Regions from separate parts of the Homo sapiens genome. Here region 2 is linked to region 1. Evidence: read pairs that join two places in POLR2A ChIA-PET (ENCODE). Cell type or tissue: PC-9. All regions are shown on one strand. Links, peaks and the distances in the headings refer to the core of each region. The heading gives the core; the rest is flanking DNA. Region 1 has its middle 8.0 kb from the start of USP13. Region 2 overlaps USP13 (ubiquitin specific peptidase 13).

Region 1 (4,400 bases), core at 233-4,232:
GGAGTGCAAGCAGTGGGCATACCACTAAGATCTCATATCCCACCATCCCCAAGCTCAGCAAGCAGAGGTCTAAATCGAGCCACCATGCTAGATAGTCGTGATCACAGCCAGGAGTTAATTGGCACACCCAGAGTTCCTTGACTGAAGGAGAGGGAGTGTTCCTTGAGGAAAGATGCTGCAGAGCTATCAAATATGGACAGTGCATAGCTGGGTGTGGTGGTGTGTGCTGATAGTCCCAGCTACATGGGAGGCTGAGGTGGGAGGGTCACTTGGGTCCAGGAGTTGGAGGCTGTGAATAGCCACTGCACTTCAGCCTGGACAACATAGCGAGACTCCCATCTACAAAAATATATATGAGCAGTGTGAAACTTCCTCCTGCCCTTCTCTGCAGCCACTCCTCTAGTGACTGTGCTCTCCAAATCTTTTACAGCAAAACTGGCTCAGAGCAAAACTGGAGCCAGTTGGAATGCCATTCCCATCTGCCAGCATGGAGGCTTATTGGGGGCTGAGTATATATGGGGTTCTGACCCTAGTTCATTTCATGGTAGGCCCACTGGGACCCTAAGCTCATCCTGTGACTGTACCACAGTTCCTGAAAGTATTATTGGAATTCATAGCTGCAATAATCTCTAGAATCTTCACATTGGCTCCCTGACCTGTGAAGTAATTACTATAGTACGAAGGACCAAGAGGATGAACTGGTGTTCCCCGTCCCTAACAAAATAGAAATATGAAACAAGACTGCAATCCTAGTGGAACTGCAGGAATTTATGCCATTACCAAAGATCCAGAAGAAACAGACTTCGTGATTCTATTATATTCCCACCCTCTATCTTGGCTTTAAATATAATAGAGAATGATGTTGGGTTATGGTAAAGTTAACAAGGTGGTGATTTCAATTTGGTTAATATCCCAGGGATGGTCTCACTGAAGCAAATTAATATATCTCCCCGCAGGCCTTTGGTTTGCCACTGCTCATCTGGTGAAAGCATTTTCCCCATTAGGATAAGCAGGTTTGCCATTACCTGAGGGTATGCAGCACAACTTTACTGTCTTACTCAAGGTCAAGTTCATCATCTTCAGCTCTTTATCACCAAGAATGAGGAACTCAGCCAGGCACGGTGGCTCATACCTGTAATCCCAGCACCTTGGGAGGCCGAGGCGGGAGGATCACTTGAGGTCAGGGGTTCAAGACCGGCACGGCCAACATGTTGAAACTCCATGTCTATTAAAAATACAAAAATTAGCTGGGCATGGTGGCGGGTGCCTGTAATCCCAGCTCCTTGGGAGGCTGAGGCAGGAGAATCACTTGAACCCAGGAGGTGGAGTTTGCAGTGAGCTGAGATCGCACCATTTCACTCCACTCTGGGCGACAGAGCAAGGCTCTATCTCACAAACAAAAACAAAACAAAAAAGAATGAGGAACTCTTTGGTGAGCTTCTTTGGATTTTGGAGGCAATATGTATCATATTTAAATAGCTTGCTTTGACCCATTTACTGGGAAATCTGAAAAGCAACCTTTGGTCTCATGGTTAATATTTTATTACTGTGTCCACACTGAGCTTCTCTACCTGAATGGAGGACAAGACTCCCTGTGTGTGCATGGAACTTGTGGTGGGCATGAGGAGCGATGGTGCTGTCAGAAGGGCCTGAAAGACAATCTGACTACCTCTGTATCTTATGAGTCAGGCTCCTGGAAGGACTGTGGGGAGTCTTTCACAGCATGAAACCAGAAAATGTGAACAGGCATCTCACATTTCCTCTTAAGCTGAATAAGAGCTTACCTCATCCTGATGTTAAGAGGTGCTCAAGGAGTTTGTTCATTCCTGTGAACCTACCTTGTGGCTAGGTGGCTCATTTATAAACCTAATAGCAGAAACCTGCTTACTTTTAAATAAACAGTGAAAGAGGGAAGCAGATAAGAAAGATGGCAGATGAAAGTGAAAACTGATATGATCACTGGCAGTATATAAAGTTAACATTTCCCTCTTATTCACAAAAAGAAGTGGATACTCAGCTGGGTGTGATTGGCTCACACCTGTAATCCCAGCACTTTGGGAGGCCAAGGAGGGCAGATCACTTGAGCTCAGGAGTTCAAGACCAGCCTGGACAACATGGTGAAACCCAATCTGTACTGAAAATACAAAAATTAGCCAGGCATGGTGGTGAGTGCCTGAAGTCCCAGCTACTTGGGGGACTGAGGTGGGAGGATTGCTTGAGCCCAGAAGTCAAAGCTGTAGTAAGCCGAGATTGTGCCACTGTGCTCCAGCCAGGGTGACAGAGTGAGACCCTGTCTCAGAAAAAGAAAAAAGAAAACAAACAAAGAAAAAAGACTGGGAGCGGTGGCTCACACCTGTAATCCCAGCACTTTGGGAGGCCGAGGTGGGCAGGTCCCTTGAGGTCAGGAGTTCGAAACCAGCCTGGCCAACATGGTGAAACCCCCTCTCTACTAAAAGTATTAAAAAATTAGCCTTGAGTGGTGGGGCGTGCCTGTAATCCCAGCTACTTGGGAGGCTGAGGCAGGAGAATTGCTTGAACCCGGGAGGCGGAGGCTGCAGGGAGCTGAGATCGTGCCACTACACTCCAGCCTGGGCAACAGAGCAAGACTCTGTCTCAAAAACAACAACAAAAGTGGATACTTAATGCAAAAGACTAAGTTAACAAATAAAAGCACAAAGAAAAAACCAACAACAGAAATAACTTTATCACCCAGAGATAACCACTGCTAGCATACACCCTATTCCAATCTAGACTTTTATCTATGCTATAAATATGACATATGTTTACGTATTTAAGCGGGATAATAGTGTATATATTTATTTATAGTCTTTTTTCAAAGTTTTTATTATGGTTATCATCTTTCCATATCAATACTTTTTTTTTTTGACAGAATCTTGCTCTGCCATCCAGGCTGGAGTGCAGTGGTGTGATCTATACCTTCTGGGTTCAAGTGATTCTCTTGCCTCAGCCTCCTGAGTAGCTGGGAATACAGGCATGTGCCACCACGCCCGGCCAATTTTTAAAAATATTTTTAGTAGAAACGGGGTTTCACTGTGTTGGCCAGGCTGGTCTCGAACTCTTGACCTCAGGTGATCCACCCGCCTCAACCTCCCAAAGTGCTGGATTACAGGTGTGAGCCACCGTGTGGCCGTCAATAAATATTCTTATGCCACATGATTTTCATGGGTACATAGAATTCTCTCAAACAGAAAATGGCATACATTTCTTAACCAGTGCCTTAGTGTTCTACACGTAGTAACCAGTGCTTCTTGCAGAGGCTACCTGCGATTATAGAAAATTTTATGAGTACGCCTCCACAGTGAGTCTTACCATATATGGCTTTGTAGGATCCCTGCATGTTATTGGAAGACATCTGAGATCAAGAGTTATTCTATGTATTAAAATAATTAAGATTTTCTTCTCTGTAGATTTTCCCAATTCCCCTTTTTGACATTCGTCATAGTAACTAATATTTATATCACATTTTAATGTAACCTCTGTCAGTTCTTGGAATAACATTTGTGCAGCAATTAATTTTCCTAAAAGACACAATGCAGACTGCAAAACAATTTTATTACAATGTCACTGATGTGAGTCATTCATTTGGGAGATACTTATTGAGTGCCTGAAATAAAACCATCTAGGCTGGCAATATTCTACACTGAGTTTCCATAATGTGCCCCGCCAGAAAACACTAAATCTTAAAAGGTTTGAGAAGATAGAAATAAAAGGGGAGAGCTTTCATAACGGCTAGGGAAGAGTAAGCTGAGCTCACAAGATGTGTAAGAGTGGGAGGTAAAGTCTGAAAGATAGATCATTGCTGGGTGGAAGAGGCCCTTGAATGCCTCAGTCTATCTTTTAGTCTATCGTAGCCTGGGCTCCACCCTGAATCGTGAGAGGAGGGTTTGGAGCAGTAGAGTGACATGGTGGCCTGACACACTGATGTGGCAAAAGTCAGTTCATAGTCTTCATGTCTCTTAAAACCTCTGTAGTAAGACTTTGAATTTATGTTGGAAAATTGTTTACCCATCATTTCTTTCCTCTTGCTCATTGACTGGGATTCACATACAGAAACTAGCCTAGTAGTAAAACAGTTATGAATTCATATGTAGGCTGGGCACAGTGGCTTGTACCTATAATTCCAGCAGTTTGTGAGGCCAAGGTGAGAGGATCACATGAGCCCAGGAGTTCAGAACCAGCCTGGGCAACACAGCAAGACTCTGGTTCTAAAAAAAAAATATTAGCCTGGTACAGTGGTGTGTGCCTATCGTCCTAGTTGCTGAGGAGGCTGAGGTAGGAAGGATCACTGGAACCCAGAAGCCCAGGAGTTTGAGGCTGCAGTGAGGTTTGATTGTGCCACTGTGATATATAGCCTGGGCAACAGCGTGAGATCCTGTTTC
Region 2 (4,400 bases), core at 251-4,250, 54 kb after region 1:
TTAAAAAATACCATATGTTTGATACATCATAAAAAACAGTGTTAAATATTTACATCTTTATGGAGTCTGTCCTAGTTTTCACAAATAGGTGTAAAGGAGTTCAGTTCTCTGTGTCTGAAAGTGGAACTTCCAAGGAGCCACCACTTCACCTCAGAAAACTTAAATTCCACTTTTTTTTGGCTTAGACCAGGTGTTTAAACTTGTTAAGGAATAGATTGAAAACAGAAAATTTGTGCAAAGTTTCGCTAATGGGCCTGTTCAGAAAGTTCATCTGCCCCTCTGATAACCAGAAGGTTCTAATAAACTACATTTTGCTATTTCTTTCTGAAGTGGGTAAAATAATATGTTCTTTTGAAGGTAAATAGTTGGTTAGATTTTGCAGCCCTTGGACAGATCGCTTACCTCCAACAATTAAAGTTAATATGGTCAGGGTGAGAGAACACTGACCTGGGAATCAGAGCCCTGGCTTTGTGTAGGGACCCATTCTTTCCTTCACTGTCCTTCATAGCTTAGGCATCTTGGGGAAATGGGTAGTCCTAGCCACTTCTCCCAGGGATCTGGGAGGATCATCAAAGCAGAGTTTATATTTATTTATTTATTTTTAAACTTAGAGAAGGCTTTCTTGGGTATTGCCACTTAATAGCCACAATAGAAGGTAGCAGCTGGGGAGAAGTTGGGGGTCCCTAGGGTATGATTACTCTGTAGCTTCTTCAACTAAATATTTTTGGGGTGATGAGACATGATTTAGAGATGTGGAAATTTTAGGTTATACTTAGGGCTGTGGGGTCATATGTGTTCAAGAGGAACCTTAGATTTGTCCCCTGAAATCAGAATGTATGTTACCTCTGATGGACTTTTCCCTAATTTGGATTAAGTTTTTTGGGAAAGATCATGCCCCTCTTCCATTCCATTGAATTAAAAGTAAAAGTAAACTTAAACTAAGTGTAAAGAAGCACAACAAAGTTCTGCTTTTCTGCATGACAGCAGTCTTGCTTCCTCTTAAACATCTGAGTCGCCAATTAAAATACAATGCAACTCTTTTGATATTCTTGTTTTGCTGTTGTTTTTAGCATGTTGATGTTGTTGACTTCCTGAAGTCCCCATTCACAGACATTTACAGGGTGTGTAGTGTGTGCCAGGCACAGTACAGGGGCTAGGAACATAGGAGGTAAGACTCATTTCCGGCTCTCTGAGCTGACAGTCTAGAAGAATTTGAAGGTGATAACTTCTGAATACTCAGATTTCACAGAAGATCCCCACATGGTACCATGGTCTTGCAGCCAAAGGGAAGGGAAGGCACTTTTGGTTGTGTTAGTTGTCAGGAATAGGGAGAAAGTGATGATGATGATGGTGATGGCAGATATTGTTTGTGGAGTCCCCTAGTACCTACCAGATCCTGTACTAGGGTGCCTTAAAACTTTATCTTGTTTAATCCACTTAACAGTCTTGTGGGGTAGATAATATCTATGGTTTACAAGAAGAATGAACTTAGAAACAAATTTTCTAGGGTTACATAGCTAGTAAATGCCAGAGTGGGGTTTTTTTTTTTCTTGTATTATATTTATGCCAGGTAAGATTTGAATTAACTTTAAATGAGCATGTTTTCTGTGGAAAGGAGACAGATAATATCTTGTATGAGCTGAATCTGCACACATAAACACAAGATTTATGCCCTGGTTACTTAAAATTGTTATATATACAATATTATAATAAAGAAAAATTTAAGAATAAAGTTCACTCACTCTATTTCCATTTGTTTAGGTTTCTTTCTCATTTTTGTCTATGAGCATAATATAAAGTCTTTACAGTGAAGATGAATTTTGTGTTTTTAGCATTAACATAGCATAAACATTTTCTGTTCCTACATAGTCTAAATAACTATGATTTAAATAATATTCTATTGGGTTGAATACTATTTTTTTTTTTTTTCTGAGATGGAGTCTTGCTCTGTTGCTCAGGCTAGAGTGCAGTGGTGCAATCTCGGCTCACTGCAACCTCCTCCTCCTGGGTTTAAGCAATTCCCTGCCTCATCCTCCTGAGTAGCTGGGATTACAGGTGCGTGCCACCACACCCGGCTAATTTTTGTATTTTGAGTAGAGACAGGGTTTCACCATCTTGGCCAGGCTGGTCTTGAACTCCTGACCTCGTGATCCACCTGCCTCGGCCTTCCAAAGTACTGGATTATAGGTGTGAGCCACCATGCCTGGCCGGGTTGAATACCTTTTTTTATTAAACATTTAGATTCCAACTTAAAAAAATATAAATATTGAAGCATTCACATTTTCATAATATATAGAATCTTTCTTTGAATTATATCCTTTAAATTAATGCCTGTACTTACTAATTAAACTTCTTTAATATTACATTTTGTCAAATGAACCTCACTTCTATTGCTACCTAGTAATGTTTGGTTTGGTTCTTTATTTTGGTATTTCTGACTCTTACAATTTAGAATCTTTTATTAAAACATTGAAACCAGGCGTGGTGATTCACGCCTTTAATCCCAGCATTTTGAGATGCTGAGGTGGGGGGATTGCTTGAGGCAAGGTATTTGAGACTGGCCTGAGCCACATAGTGAGATCCTGTTTTTACAAAAGATAAAAAAAATTAGCCAAGCCTGGCAGTCCTAGCTTCTCAGGAGGGTGAGGTGGGAGGATAGCTAGAGCTTGGGAGTTTGATGTTGTAGTAAGCTATGATCACACCAGTGGACTCAAGTCTTGGCAACAGAGTGACACCCTGCCTCAAAAAAAAAAAAAAAGCTTAGATTGCATTTTAGCTGTATCTTATTTATTTTATTTATTTATTTATTTATTTATTTATTTATTTATTTATTTTTACTACAAACTGCCCTACCTTTGGGAATTTAAGAGCAGAGCTGTACACAAACATATACTAGGTTTTTGATTGAAAACATACAAGGTAATAACAGAATCTAGATCCTTTGGTTCTCAGGTGGGTGCTCCATTAAGTAAAATAACTTTCTTCTGTCTATAGAGCCTATGTTTCTGTGTGTGTTCATGGGCCTGTTCATGTGTAGGTTTGTGTGCATGTGAGTGGAATAGCTAGCTCTTTGTCACCATAGTTCCAAGCATAAATATACAAACATGATCTGGGATGCTGGCATCCCTGTGAAAGTGATGCTGAAATGTCCATATACATATTGTGACAAGACATTTCCCTGAGCCTTCGTTTAACCTTTACCAGAGATGAACCAAGCAAAGAGGGGACGACCTGATAGGTAACAGGCTAGAGGAGCTCATCTTCCTTACTGAGAATTCTCCACAGCTGAGGACAATATGACTACTCACATTATAGGGCTTCCACCTCGGATCTACTAGGCAATAACTCAACACTTTAAGAGAGGGAGAGGGAGAGAGCAAGAGGGAGATTTTGTTTTTAAATAATAGCTAACATTTATTGACTACCTATTATATGCCAAGCCTCTTGTTCTCGTTTATCTCCTGTATAAACTATGTGAGATACATGCTATTATCTTCATGCTATAAATGAGAAAACTAAGGCTTAGAGAGTTTATGACTTGCCCAAAGTAACATTAAGTTTTGGAGCTAGTCTTGAACCTAAGTTTGTCAACTCTAAAACCATACTTCCATATTATGATGTTGCAAAAAAAAACCCCAAGAAACCAAACAACCATTCCAGCCTATTGTTGTGAAATCAGGAACCAGGTACCTGACACATCGTAATTACCAATCCTTGCCTTTTTAAGAGTTTCTAAGAAATTTTCTTTCTGAGAAATTCCTTCTGAGAATTGAGTATCTTGCACATTTGTCTATTTTAACTGTAAAGCTTTATGAAATGGCTCAGTCTTCATACATCAGTCACTGATACATAAGTATTCATAACTTGATGGAAAGGCCTGCTATTGGTGGTTGAGGACAGATGGACGGCCCTGTCAGAGGAGAAAGTTGTAAATGTCACACCCTTGGTATTTCATCATCACCTTGGATTTCTGGCTTTTCCAGTGAGTGCTGCCATAGTGTGGGATATTATTTTCCTCACTTCTTGTTCTTTGTTTTTGTTTTCTCCTCAGATCTAGATACTGATGACGATTTAAATAGCGACGATTATGAATATGAAGATGAAGCCAAACTTGTTATATTCCCAGATCACTATGAAATAGCACTACCAAATATTGAGGAGTTACCAGCCCTGGTCAGTGAGTGTGCACGGCTGCTAGCTAGATGCGCATGGCTCTGTGTCAGGTGTGTGTGCGTGTGCGATGTGTGTGTGCGGGGGTGGGGTGGGGTGGGAAAAGCCGGTTGAATGAGAGAAGAGGATGAAAATGAGCATGAACACGCACATACCTCTTCTCTTCTGTGACAGGAGTCTTGCCGGCTTACATTTCAGTAGTGCTGGGCCTTTTGCTGTCTCTTACTTCA

What was found. Peaks named below come from ENCODE experiments on the same cell type or tissue, not always from the same donor. Only the 100,000 strongest peaks of a DNase experiment are listed, where the experiment ranks them.
Region 2: POLR2A ChIA-PET joins it to region 1 with 9 read pairs; 4 of 35 experiments call an interaction of 5 or more read pairs at or near these places.

Annotation. Positions count from the first base shown.
Region 1 is chr3:179,642,800-179,647,199 of GRCh38, forward strand. No RefSeq gene overlaps it. Among named protein-coding and RNA genes, the nearest start is that of USP13, 8.0 kb to the right of the region's middle. In PC-9, for the core only: no CTCF peak of the experiment used is centred there; a DNase peak (open chromatin) is centred at 1,772; H3K27ac peaks cover 1,138 bases.
Region 2 is chr3:179,696,957-179,701,356 of GRCh38, forward strand. It overlaps USP13 (ubiquitin specific peptidase 13), which reads left to right. Exons shown (of 21, transcript NM_003940.3): 4 at 4,052-4,173. Among named protein-coding and RNA genes, the nearest start is that of USP13, 46 kb to the left of the region's middle. In PC-9, for the core only: no CTCF peak of the experiment used is centred there; no DNase peak of the experiment used is centred there.